Regions from separate parts of the Homo sapiens genome. Here region 1 is linked to region 2. A link is a contact called in ENCODE Hi-C data. All regions are on one chromosome and are shown on one strand. The core of a region is the stretch at or near the end of the contact, and the rest is flanking DNA. Distances in the headings are between cores, read along the strand shown. Region 1 has its middle 6.5 kb from the start of LINC02577. Region 2 holds the start of COG5 (component of oligomeric golgi complex 5).

The links. Hi-C counts contacts between places; a loop is a spot of excess contacts on that map. Pooled maps may share reads with other maps.
Region 1: a pooled map shows a loop between it and region 2 (2.8-fold over the local background). The contact joins the enhancer-like site here to the promoter of COG5 in region 2. A Hi-C loop is called at or near these places in 4 of 50 pooled maps.

What each region holds. Positions count from the first base shown.
Region 1 is chr7:106,764,930-106,772,064 of GRCh38, forward strand. No RefSeq gene overlaps it. Among named protein-coding and RNA genes, the nearest start is that of LINC02577, 6.5 kb to the right of the region's middle. Within about 2 kb of position 3,247, at least 4 of the 41 ENCODE cell types and tissues checked have a DNase peak (open chromatin) inside an H3K27ac peak, as active enhancers do.
Region 2 is chr7:107,560,599-107,567,932 of GRCh38, forward strand. COG5 (component of oligomeric golgi complex 5) reads right to left here and starts at 3,322. Exons shown (of 22, transcript NM_006348.5): 1 at 3,205-3,322. The coding sequence starts at 3,298. DUS4L-BCAP29 (DUS4L-BCAP29 readthrough) reads left to right here and starts at 3,373. Exons shown (of 13, transcript NR_163941.2): 1 at 3,373-3,611; 2 at 3,990-4,078; 3 at 6,452-6,588. DUS4L (dihydrouridine synthase 4 like) reads left to right here and starts at 3,373. Exons shown (of 8, transcript NM_181581.3): 1 at 3,373-3,611; 2 at 3,990-4,078; 3 at 6,452-6,588. The coding sequence starts at 6,473. RefSeq lists silencers at 3,201-3,411, 3,450-3,549 and enhancers at 3,250-3,369, 3,900-5,099.

The DNA.
Region 1 (7,135 bases), core at 1,997-4,496, 800 kb before region 2:
TTCACAAAATGTGCAGAAATGTAAGGGACCCTTGAAGAATTGTCTCCCAACACAACTCCATCAAGCTGCTATGGTTTGTATGTTGTCCCCTTCAAAACTCATATTGAAAATTCATTGCCATTGCAACACTATTAAGATGTGAGGCCTTTAAGAAGTGATTAGGCCATGAGGGTTCCATCCTCATGAATAGATTAACACCATTATCACAAGAGTAGGTTACAGTTATTGCAAGAGTTCAGCCCCCTTTGCACACTCACTTGCTCTTCCGCCTTCCACCAGGGGATGATGCAGCATGAAGACCCTCACTAGATGCCAGTGCCATGCTCTTGACTTCTCAATCTCCAGAACTATGAGCCAAATAAATTTATTTTCTTTATAAATTACCCAGCAGAAAACAGACTAAGACACAAGCCCTCAGCAAGACCAAAATCTATATTCTCACCATTGGTATCACTATCTCACATTGAATGGTATAAAGAAAGGCAATGTGGGCCGGGTGTGGTAGCTCACACCTTTAATCCCAGCATTTTGGGAGGCTGAGGTGGGAGGATTACTTGAGCACCGGAGTTCAAGATCAGCTTGAGTAACATAGGGAGACCTTATCCCTACCAAAAAAAATGAAAAAAAAAAATTGCTGGTCATGGTAGTGTGCCTATGGTCCTAGTTACTCAGGAGGCTGAGGTGGGAGGATCACTTGAGCCTGAGAGATCAAGTCTGCACTGAGCTATGATTGCACCACTGCACTCCAGTCTGGGTGACAGAGGAAGACCCTATCTTTAAAAAAAAAAAAAAAAAAAGTAAAGCTTCTGCATAATTGTTCCTCTTTGCAGTAGGTGTTATTGGGGTCCTACTCAGGTCCTGTTTATCTGGTAAATGCCTGCATTCCCCAGCTGTGTGAATGTTGGCTGTTGGCAACTCACAGCTGTACCCCTAACCTAAGAATAGCCTTCAGCAGAGCTGTCTTGCCTAGAAATGCCTGTAAGGCGTATGCCTCCCTACCCAACACACACACCCTCCATAGGCAGCACACAGGCAATGACTGACTGATGAAGAAGCACAAAAGACCCAAGGAAGGACAATTCTGTGATACCATTCATGCCCCAGAACTCCCGCAGGATCAGGTTGGGGTCAGACTTTAGCGTACACGCATCTTTGCCCAGCTTCCTCCCCTCCCGTCCCCTGCTCAGCTTACTCCTCTACTGGCTTCTCCTGAACCCACTCCCTTAATGAGTCACTCCATTTCAGGCTCTCCTACTAGAGAACCTGACCTAAGGCACTTGCCTTGAACATTTCCAGAAATAGAGCTGTCTGCCTCACAAGGCATGCCATTCTGTTTTTGGACAGCTCTGATCATTAGAAAAGTTTTATTATTTTATTAGGATCACACTGCCTCTGTAATCTCCACACATGAGTCTATGTAGAGTAAGTCTAATCCCTTTTCCACATGACGGCCTCTCAGATATTGGGGCAGGGGGGATTCCTTCTTAAATCTACTTTATTTTTAGGCTATGAGAAAAAAGGGGGAGCTTTTTTAAAAAGTTTTTTAAAAACTATACAATAATATTCTAACTCAGAGTAATGTCTGCCTGACAACAAAATTGCATGAAGCAAATAATGAAAAGTCAGCCAGAAGAAAATCTGAAGAAGCTTATTTCAAATCCACTGGGTGCCAGGGGCAGAGAGAGGGGGTGGGGCAAAAAGACGTACCCAGCACAAGAGTGAAGAAGAGATCAAATCTCAGGAAAAGATAAATCAGACATAAACTACTCAAAACCAGACACAATGAAAGACTGCAAGGATCCCACAGAAGAGAAACCTTATAATTCTCCAGAGATGATGTCATAGAAGTAGACCTAAAAAAACTCTAGGACTCAAATGTGTATATGTCACATGCACACCGTATCCATACTTTGAAGATTTTTAGATAAGGATTGGTAAACACTGTCTCAGGATCATTGAGACTTACTGATGAGATGCATACCTGGAATACAACATTAAAAGAGCATGCATACCTTGTTCAAAAGGAAAACGTTTCCTCGAAAGGATAGGATAGGAAAATTGTATGTCAAGAATATATATATTCCAATGGAAATTTAAAATCTGAGAGTAGAAGTATTTAAAAGGGGATAAACCCGGAAAGAGATGGAAGTAGTATCTTTGAAGGACTGTAATACAGATACCCAGCACATGAAGGAAATTGGGTAAAACAATCCTAGATAGCTCTCATGAGCAGGGCAAAGTCAGAGATAACCAGGTCCATGCATGTTTGTGTCTCCACAATGTCAGATTTTTACTGATGCTATTTTAACCACAAAAGCCACAAGCTACATGGAGTTCTCAAGAAGGCAACTCTCTCCTTAGTACTTCTCGTTCACTCCGTAGTCAGAGCACACAGCTCAAGCCACTCCACAAGTCAGTCAACATTGCAAACCATATATAGTAGTATATTTCATCAACATATAAATGTTAAGATTAAACATTCCACACCAAAGTAATATTTAACATCAAGAGAAAGGGAATAGGAAAAAGGATTAATGAAGTAGTCCGAGGAAAGTGACGATGAAGACAGAAAGAATCTCCTGGTCTGTGCTCGGCGGTCCAGGAAAGGTCTTGAAAGGAAAAGTCTTTGATGTGGGCAGAGCCTTCAGCAGCAGATGCCAGGTGTTGATCACTAGTGACAGTAAGAGCATGTCAGTTAAGATGGCCGCTTTGAGCTGCTGAAGCCCTGCTCTTTTTACGACCACCAGAGGACTGATAGTGGAAGTGTGTGCTTGTTTATGCCCTTATCTGGTTGGATGCAGTCTTTATTTATTACAAATTTATTAAGCAAACATCGTATCCCTGTTGGCAAAATGTCCCGTGAAATGTAAGATGGAGTCTTTTTTTTAAGATGGAGTTACTTATGTCAAGGGTGCTCAATACAATAGCCTTTGTTGGGGCTTTATAACTTAAAATGTGCTTTCTCACATTTTCTTCAATCTCAGAGAAGACTTATCAGATGAATAATACATTATCATTATTTTATGGAAGTTATAAGTGATTAATTGACCATGCCCTGTTAAATTAAGTTTAGCCTAAAGCTGCCTCCTTACATATTTTTAAGTTGAGGCTAAAGGTTTCTCTGCACATAGTGAACTGTAACCTAACTGGATGTATCAACAGACTGTAACTTGCTCTTGTACCCATCACTGAGCTTCAGCCAATTGCAGATGGCCAACTGTTTAAACCACGTTCAAATAAGACAAACATCAAGCTGTAACAATCCAGCTGTTCCTATTCCTCACTTCTGTTTCACTTTCATTTTTCTGTTCATAAATCCTTTTCACGTGAGTCTGTCTGAATCTATTCTGGTTTGGGGATTGCCCAGTTCATGAAACATTCTTTGCTCAATTAAACTCTGTTAAATTTAGTTTGTCCAAAATTTTTCTTTTAGCAGCTGCAGATCGCCCAACTCATCGGTGGTAGGTCTAAGACTCGAGCATGGGTCTTTAAGCCTAAAGTCTATATTCTTGCCACATAGCCATGCTATCTTCTGATACATGTAGCAAAACTGCTACAGAATTGGCCACCTGGAACCAGTTAGTGGTATCCTGCTATTAACCACATGTATTGGTTACCTGATGCTGCCATAACAAATCACCACAAACTAGGTGGCTTAAAACAACAAAAAATTATTATCTCAGTGTTGGCAGCTAGTAGTCTGCAACTAAGGTGCTGGCAGGTTGATGTTTTCCTCTGACGCCTCTAGGGAACCTTCCTTGCCTCTTCCTAGCCTCTAGCAGTTGCTTGCCACCCTTGGTGCTCCCTGGCTTCTAGATGCATCACTGCAGTCTCCACCTACGATCTTCTCCCTGTCTGTGTCCCTGTGTCCCAATGCTCCTCTTTTTATAAGGATCCAGTTATATTGAATTTAGGGCCCATTCTAATCCAGTATGACCTCGTCTTAACTTGATTACATCTGCAAAGACTGTATTTTCAAATAAGGTCATATTCACAGGCTCCAGGTGAACATAAGCTGGGGAAAGGCACACATTCAACCCAGCGCACAGCAGACGGAGAGTTTGTTCTTGGTTTGGGTTACTGACAATTTTCCCTCAGCAGGTAAAGGAATACATTTAGGAAATTTTTGTCCTGGATTCCAACAAGAAAGAAGGAGGTGTCAAATGCAGAAACAAGCAAACCTTGGAATAAAATGGCCTTGATGTTTATAATAGTGAAAAAGGTAATGGTCAGACCTTCAGAAAGGGGGCTTCATAAAAAGTAAGGAAAATAATAGTGCCCAAGGGAATATGTTTAGAAGAGGAATGTAGACTCTGAAAACAGGATTACTTGAGCATTACAAAAATGATCCTGTTTAGGAGGAAAGATATGCTGTCTGGAAAGAAAATATAATAGAAATAATCTCAGATAATTGACCATAAACAAGCTTGTGCTGAAAACATAAACAGCAAGAATAGAATAATAGTCTAGGAGCACACAGTTCTCAGAGAGGAGGTAAAAGGAGGGTTAGATCTGGAGTAGTAAGACTCGAGGTTCCTATGGCTCAGAGGACGGATGGGGTGGACAGACCCAAGCATGCGATAAAAGAAAGGGAAAATTTGTTTAGAGTATTATGAGAATAAAGTCTTAAAATAAAGTAGGGGCGGAGATAAATACTAAAGACAGCAAGAAAGCTGTTTTTCTTTTTAATCTCCGTAGCCAAGAAAAGATCTGGGAAGAAAAACCTATGCTGTATCTCAGACAATATCACCTTAGGCCAAGCATGGTGGCTGACACCTGTAATCCTAATGCTTTGGGAGGCCAAGGCAGGAGGATCACTTGAGCCCAGGAGGACCTCTTGCCCACCAGCCTGGGCAACAAAGTGAGACTCCATCTCTACAAAACTTTGTAAAAAATTAGCCAGGTGTGGTAGCACACGCCTGTGTTCCCAGCTACTCGGGGCTGAGGTGGGAGGATCACTTGAGCCCAGAAAGTAAACCCTCACTAGCCATGTTCACTCCACTGCACTCCAGCCTGGGCCACAGAGCAAGACCTTGTCTCAAAAAAAAAAAAAAAAATTACAATATAACCTTAACAAATGATAACATAATCAAAGAACCATTCAATTTTCTGCTTCCTTCCATATTCTAAGAGAGATGAACATCAATTTTGAAGCAAACATTATGAAGAGAGAATTAAAACCTACAATAGAAAAAGAGATAGTAAGAGAAATCTTCACTTACTCTGAATGACTTCAAAACTTCTGTTAATACAAATTCTATCCCAAAGTATCAAAAGAGTTTGCAGATGAGATCAGAGAACTGCTCCTGAGAATCAAGGAGAATGGAAAAGGTGACTAATGGCTGGAAAATGTTTCTACTTCTAAAAATAGTGAAAGAATGAGATCTGTATGTAAACTGATGAGCCTCATGCAGACGCCAAACAAAATTCTAAAATGGATGATTTGTAGGCAAGATACAGTAAACAAATACTAACCAGTGTGAATTCACTAAGAACAAGTCATGCCAACCAGTCTCACTTCTTTTCTTAGATTTGGTTGCCTGTGTGTCAGGAGGAAGGCATGCACATGGTATGCCTTGGTTTTAGCATAGCATTTGCCAAATATCGTGATGCACACCTTTTGTTGTTAAGATGGAGGAATGAGGGCCCAGGTAACAGCAAGATGACTGGTGGTTTGCTGCATAGTTAGGCATTCAATGTCACCCAAAGAATATTGGCCAAAGACTTGACTTCCACCTTAAAAGGCAAACTCCAAGAATTTATGATTTGCTCATTTCTGTTCAATATTTTTGTCAAAAACATGAAAACCACAGAATGCATGTTTATGAATATTTCAATTTAAAAATTAGGGAGACAGAGCTAATACACGAGGAGACAATTCAAAACTATTTCTTCATATAGAAATCAGGCCCAAAACAAAGAAAATACAAATTATTTGGGATAAACATAAGGCCAAAAAAAAAGAGAGAGACAGAGAGACTAATAATACCAATAGCTTACATTTATTGAACAGTTACTATGCATTATATAGTCACATGCCATATATACATATGTTTTGAGACTGGATCTTGCTCTGTTGCCCAGGCTGGAGTGCAATGGCACAATCTTAGCTCACTGCAACCTCCCCGTCCCAGGCTCAAGCAGTCCTCCCACCTCAGCCTCCCGATAGCTAAGACTACAGGCACGTCACCATGTTTGGCTAATTTATATATATTTCATAAAGATGGGGCTTCATCATGTTGCCCAGGCATTATATTTTTTAACCTCATAACCACCACATTATCATTAGAATTATTGCTTTTAAAATTTATCAGCGAGGAAGCTAAGCCTGAGGGGCTAAGTAATTTCTGCAATTTATAGTTAGTAAGTGGCCAAGACTTAAATCCAGGTGTGCCTAAATTCAGGGCTTATGGTTTTAGCAACTTTACTAGTCTCATCAATGCAGGAATGGAGGTTACTTGGCATTAACTTATTTTGAGTTTTAATTGAAAACACCCAGATAAAAGTGTTAATATTGCACAGTAGCCACTTAATAATGCTATCTTCTTTCTTACTACAACATTGAAAATTTAGGAGAAACTTGATAGTTGAATTCAAATAATTTAAGAATTGATAAAATCTATGTAACTCAAAACAAAAAAAACTAAGATTACAGTTAAAAATTACACTGTGATATATATATATCATATATATATGATGGAATATAGGCAATGACTTATTTATGTTAAAAGATGGAAGAAACATAGATCAGTGTAGTTAAAGCCCAGTGTAGTTCAACCATATATATATGATATATATATGATGGAATATATATATATATATATCATATATACATAATGGAATTATATACATGATATATATCACATATATATGATGGAATATATATATATATATATATATATATATATATATATATATATATATATATCTCGCAGTTTCTTTATCCACTAATTGATTGATTGGCATTTGGGTTGGTTCCATGATACATATATCATATATACATGACGGAATATATATATCATATAATATATATAATATATATATCATATGATATATATATACATATATTATATATATCATATGATATATATAATACATATATTATATATATATCATATGATATATATAATACATA
Region 2 (7,334 bases), core at 2,072-4,571:
CACATTTACCTAACAACATAGTAAACACAGATAACAGAAACTACCAGAGGAAAAGATTAGGAGAGAAGAACAGAAAAAGTGAATTCATTTCATTTTTTCATATGTAAACCTTGTACTATTTGTTCATATGTAGGTTTTCATGTGTATTATAGAACTAGCACTGCTTGTTTACTATCAAAATAGAAATGTCCATACAGGTTATGGAATGGCATATCATAAAAAAATTAAGATAGAAATGTCCAGTAGGCAGTTAAAAATATAGTTTTATAATTCAGAAGACAGGTAAGGAGCATACTGAAACCACAGACAAGACCAGATGATTTAGGAAAAAAAAGTTTTAGAATGCACAAAAAGGCAGGAAAATGAGGAAGATAGGAAAGTGGGGGGTGGACAGAGAAAATGAAAGCAATCAAAGAGACTAAAGAGTGCTCAGGGAGAAAGAGAAACAAAAAAGAATGGCAAAAGCCAAAAGAAGGGATAAAGAAAGTAAGTATTAGTATTGTCATAGAGCTTACAAAGATCAAACACAACGGGATGTGGCATTTGAGGGCTGACAGCCTTTAAAGAGATGAATTATATAATGCTTCTCTTTTATAGTTTCCTCATTCCCATAGAGGGCATATCAGAAACACCTCACCAATTTTCATACTATGCATCTGTGCTCACCAAGCCTATCAATCCGATACTCTGTCATTGGCCAAATCCCCGATATAGTGAATCAAAGTTTCTGCTGGAAATGCTTAATTCCTCAGGAATGTTGGGGGTGGAGGGGCAACAGAGACCGCTTAATTCAGAACAAACTGAACTGACAAGTATCTACAGGAACCTGGAAAAGAGCACCTAGAGAATTAAGAATTTTTAAAAAGCACGGCACCCATAAACCGCATGAGGAAAGTATTTCAAGAAAGGAATCAAATGTTATTACAAGTTAAAGGACCAAAAAAGTGTCCATTTGTCGTATGTGCAAGAAAGTCATTGAAAACCTTGCAAAGTTACTTCAATGGCATAGATTGAGGGTGACTGAGTCCCCAGGAAACAGGAAGAAAAAATCCAGAGCAAAGTAGGAGGCACTATCCTTAGAACGGAGCAGAGACTCGGCCGGGCGTGGTGGCTCACGCCTGTAATCCCAGCACTCTGGGAGGCCAAGGCAGGCAGATCACGAGGTCAGGAGATCGAGACCATCCTGGCTAACACGGTGAAACCCCGTCTCTACTAAAAATACAAAAAATTAGCTAGGCATAGTGATGGGCGCTTGTAGTCCCAGCTTCTCAGGAGGCTGAGCCAGGAGAATGGCGTGAACCCCGGAGGCAGAGCTTGCAGTGAGCCGAGACTGCGCCACTGCACTCCAGCCTGGGCAACAGCGCGAGACTCCGTCTCAAAAAAAAAAAAGAAAGAAAGAAAGAAAGGAGCAGAGGCTCCACTTCCGTTGCAATTGAAAAGGCAAGGGAAAAAAGGTGCAACAGATGGTTATACGTTGAGGTTAAATTCATAGGTTTGATGGGCAAGAAATGGAGAAAGTTCACATCTGATGGATCCTCTTTTTCTCCCCAGGGAAGCTTAAAGTCATTTGTTGAGCTTGAAGCGAAAGGTTTGAAAAGGGTAAAGAAGATTTAAACAATCACTGTGGAGAATGGCAGAGAACCAAGGAGGAAAATACAGAAGGCAGAACTGAAGAGTATTTACCGTCCAAGAACTGATTACAATTCCTGAAATACATCCTACTGAAACATATATCCAATGTTCCACTGTTCACCTGGGGAAGTCCTGTCTACAGTTTAAAACGTCTCCACCTAGAAAGCCTTTTCTGACATTTCCTAACCAGTTTCCAACCCCCAGTTATCATTCTCCTCTGTATTAATGCTCTACTTTATATGCAATCCTACTGCTATCTTACATCACTATATTACAGCACCTACCTTTATAGTCTACAAGATTATTTCCTCTACTAGATGGTGAACTACTTGAGGGCAAAAATTGCACGTGTATCAGGAGCAACTGCAAATATATCAGGGTCTCTGCCTTGTATCTAAAGTTTAAATTCAGTTTAGCCAAGTTTTAGACAGAGACCCGGTCCTAGAGTTTCCAACATGAAATAGTTCAGAAAACATCATTGCTTTTGACAAAAGTACATAAATTATCATGAAAAGGCACGTAATTCAGGATGACAATAAAATATTTAACAGTCAGAGAAAATAAACAATAATTTGGAACTTTATTTCATTTATTACCCACTTCGGTCTTCAAATGTGTGCATGTGCTTCTAACTGCGATGATGAATTTAAAAAACATTCTGCACCTACTGTATGCAAGATACTGCTATTCACACTGTGGGATATTAAAAAAAGTTTGCAATACAGAAGAGATTAAAACAAGTATACAAATGATTTTAGTACAAGGTAGAATGCGATGGCCACTAGAGAAAAAATTAAGAACAGGTGAGAAGGGCTTTATTTTTATGCTTATAAATGTGAACTTTATTCTGAAGGATAAGAGATTCGGGACATGGTAACTGGATTGACACAACTGAATATGCTTTTCAAGTATATTATATCTAACTTTTCTTATTTTGGGCAACTTCTCTCCAAACTGACTAGCAATAAAATCTGACTGCTAGATTCTGTACAAATGGTTAATCCCAACCTGAACAAATGTCTCAAACCCTCCCCCACGTGTCACTGTAGATAACTGCCTCATAAAGGAGGAAAAAAAAAACCAGCCTGTAAGAGGGGTCACCTGTACAGTCCATTTGTTAAAGGAGTAAGCGTTTCCAGCTCTACTTTAAAACAAGGCCCTATTTCATTATGCGTCTGCCGTCTGTTCTAGAGCTTACACTTTTGAAGAGCTCGAACGCTACACCCCTTCGTCAAGAACTGCGGCAGCAGCCGGTGGCTGCCAACGCGGTCCACAGGGTTTGGGCTCCCGAAACTTCAGGGAAGCTGGAGGCATGGGGGGGGGGGGGGTCGAGTTGAAATGAGGAACACACAGAAACCAAGTGTCCCCAAGACTCCAGAAAAGAGGGAGCCAGTCCCAGAGTAAATAGGTTGGCTAGAACAGTACCCAAGCCAGGGGGCCGGGCGGAGGGGAGTGGTCACGTCCAGACTGGAAAACTTTCTGCAAAGCAACGGGTTGGGTCCACCTCGCTGTCCAGGTGCGGAGCAGCGCAGACCCCCAACCCCACGACCTGGTCAGACCCCGTCTCCTTACCGTCCTGCAGAAGTTCCCGGACTGTAGCTGCAGCCGCTCCAGAGCCTCGAGCTCCGAGGCCAGCTACAGCGACGCTGCCGCCGCCACCTTCCATGTTGGCAGGTGCCGGGTTGATGTCGTCAGCAGCAGAACGGCTCCGCCCAGGTGGTGACGCAGAATCCCGGCGCCGCCCGCCCACCCAGCCCATGGCTCCAGGCCCACCTGGCGAACTGACTCTCAGCCCGCGCCTGGGCTAAGCCTGGCTAGGAGCCGCGCAGGTACTCGAGCAGTGGGCGCCCAGGGTCCGAGTGCTCTGCGCCCAGCGCACCGAGGGAGCCAAGGCCGTCGGGCCGGCGCTTTCAGCTGTCTCTCGCAGCAGCTCAGGGCCGCGCCCCCTGGGCTGGCGTCGTGCCCTAGCCAAGGAGAAGGTGGGCACCGGAACGTGGCCGCAGCGCTTATCTGTGAAGCAAGTATTAAACCTCAGAACAGGGGCCGCGCGGCGTAAGGCAGGAGAGCAGAGCGGAGGTTTCAGGGAGCTTCGTTTGCCCTCCACACTCACAAGAGTCACGCGTTAGTTGCTACACAGCTTTATCTGTTCCACGCCTTGATTGGCACTCCTGGGGTAATAAAAGCCCGCAGGAAATGCTTGGGAAGAAAAGTTGCTGGGGATGAACAGTGAAGAGAATTAGGGAGAGTCGATGAAGAAGGAAGTCTGAACCATAAAAGGACCAATAAAACTCACTGTCTCTACCCTCCTTCCTTCCCATGAGACCTTTGACCTTTTGCCTTTTCTACTTCTTCCTCAGTTTCAGTCACGTGCCAGACTTTTTCTTAATTACAAACTGATAGATGGTCCACATCTCAACTAACAGTATTGACGCTGTAAGAGCATCAGGTTGGTTCCCATTGTATCTTCTTTACTAATACGTTCGCGTTTTTGACCTAGATTTCTTTCTTCTAAGATAAATACTGATAAATTAACAGGGTCAGGCAACCACAAGTATGCAAGACAGTCTTAAGCTTCTTCGCAAAAAGAAGCTGGAAGATGACTTTTTCATTTTGTACAGTAGGTATGTATCCAGGAAACCAATTTTATCCAGTTCCAGAGCTACGTGGTTTTCTACATTCTGTTTCAAAAAGGTGCTATTACTTATCCTGTGCTTATCGCTGTTCTAAGTATTTTATAACTCAATGCATTTCATACTCATAACACCTCAGGTAAGCAAGTCTTATGCTACACTGCATTATGCTCTCTTTGTCTCAGAGGATTTTCCCTAGTATGTAAGATCTTAGTCATGATGGGAATAGGGGTGATTCATTCATTACTTGTGAATTAGGAATTGTTTTTCCTTCCTTGGCTTTATTCCCCCCAGTGGAAGATTTTAGAAGAGTGAGTAATATTCATTCATACAGCGAAAGTTTTGACCCCTCTACTCTGCATGCTCTCATGAGTTTACAAACATAAGACTCAATCCATATTCTAAAAGGAGTTAATAGGTAAGGTAGGAACCCATTTAAACAAACAATTGTACCAGGTGCTTTGGAATCTTTGGATTTACTTATTCCAGTAATTCCAAGCTTAGCTGCACATTGAAATCACCTGAAGAGCTTTAATAAAAACACTGATGCCTGCATCCTGAGCCCAGACGTTTGGATTTAATTGGTCTAGGGTATGGCTTGGGCATGCTAATTCTTAAAAGCTCCTCGGGTCATTGTAGTGTACAACTAAGGTAGAAAGCTACTGATTGTTTTGTTTTGTTGAGTTGGGGTCTAGCTCTGTTACCCAGGCTGGAGTGCAGTGGCAGGATCGTGGCTCACTGCAGCCTCAACCTCCTGGGCTCAAGGGATCCTCCTGCCCAAGCTTCTGGAGTAGTTGGGATCACAGTCGCTTGCTACCACGCCCAGCTGATTTTTATAATTTTTTTAGAGATGGGGGTCTCACTATATTGCCCAAGCTGGTCTCAAACTCCTGGCCTTAAGCAAGCCTCCCACCTTGGCCTCCCAAAATGCTGAGTTTACAGGTGTGAGCCCAGTCCCCTGAAACCTACTGATTTATTCTTTCAGCAAATAAATATTGAGGCCTTCTGTATGCCATTTACTATGACTGCAGGAGTGGATAAAAATGAAGTAATTCTTGCTAAAATCACTAATGACCTTGTTGCCATTGCGCTTTATTTTTGCCTTACTTTGATGTTTAAGATACCTATCCCCTCCTTCCTTCATAATGGTCTCTCTCGTTTTCTGAGTATCACTCTTTAGGTTTATTCCTCCCAGCTCCAAAGTTCATCTTCAGTCTCTTTTGCTCTCCCCTTTTCCTCTGTTACTTAAATATTGGTGCTTCCAGCGGTTTCTTGCAAGATCCTGACATCCTTAAGTACCTTGGCTATTTTTAATTTCAACTCCTTGCCTAAAGGTTAAAGACTCTAAAGTTTGAGCAATTAGACCATTCTAAAGTTGGCCCATATCTGATTCTTTTTTTTGTTGTTGTTATTTTCTGCTTCATTTTTCCTTCATACATACCTGTTTCTAAGTTACTGAGGCCAAGGACTGGAATATGAAAAGTAGCCAACACTGTGAAATAGTAGGATTTTAAGTATAGCAAATGTAAAACATTTACAAACTCCATAATTTCATCACTCGTACCTGTACCTCTTGGGGTATAAAAGTGATTTACAATGCAATTGTAGAATTATAATTGAAATTTTCACTAGATAATATCACATTAAAATTTTTAAAAATAATTAACGTTTGTTTATCTTCTGATTCACAGACAGAACAGGATTCAAGAATTACAATAAAAGCACCAGCATATCTTTTGAAACACTGACTACTTAAGAGTTGCTCTATTAATGCCATTTAACTTTCCTGAATAAAACAAGATATTTCCAAATGCCAGTCGAGTATCATATATAAAATAATTCAAACCAAATTTCTTGGCTTACCAATCCCAACAAAGTAACATGTAAAAAATTTTTAAATAACATGAAAACTTACAACATGGTAAACTAGGGAAAAAAAAAAAATCTCGTTTTCTGCATCTTGTGTTTCCACAACTATCTTGGGTAGTTTTCCACATCTATTTATCTTACAAATAGAGGCAGCATTCTATAGTATCATATTGGATACTGTGAAAATAAGCTATTAATAAAAAAATTTCTGAGCCCACAAGCCTGATAAAAAATATATGTTGTTGGCAGTTGAAATTGTTAGAATGGAATTAATATAGTGAAAACATATTTTCTCTATACAAGCTTATTGTCTTTTTCAGATTTGAAACATATCTGTATTAATGAAGAGTGACTGCATGCAAACGACAATATGTCAGGAAAGAAAAAAAGATCCCATAGAAATGTTTCATTCTGGACAGCTGGTAAAAGTCTGTGCCCCAATGGTTCGATATTCAAAGTAAGTGTTGCAAAATGATTAATGAACTAAGATGAAATTTCCCTTTTATGCTCTGACTTTTTAAAAGTACTGTAAGACCACCCACCATATGGGAACTTCAAACTCTTAGCTTTGGAATCATGACTTAGAATTGAGTCATGATGCTACTACTTGCCTAGTATATATGTGATCCTGAGTAAACAATTAACTTCTCTGAGCTGCACTTTTTATATCTATAAAAATGGTGGTGGTTGTAACTCCTACCTATAAGTATATAATGGATATTAAATAGATATAAGTATTGATGTATAGATTTTTATGTGAACTTAAGTCTTGGGACAAATAGGAGTGCAATTATGGGTCCTAAGGTAGTTGTGTGTTCAGTTTTCGAAGAAATATTTCTTCGTATCTTTTGCTCATCTTCTAATTGGATTGTTTGCTCTTTTACTATTGAGTTTTTTTAGAAGTTTGTTATAAAATATACGTAACATAAAATTTACCTCTCGATCATTTTTAAGTATACAGTTCAGCAGTGTTAATTACATTCACATTGTTGTGCATCTGATCTCTAAAACTCTTTTCATCTTAGAAGATGGAAATTCTATCACATTAAACTGTGACTCCCCATTCCACTGTTCCTCACAGCAGCCCCTGGCAACCATTATTCTACTTTCTCCCTCTATGAACTTCACTACTCTAGGTACCTCATATAAGTCTTATACGTATTTGTTCAGAACTGGATTTATTTTGCTAATATTTTATGCAGC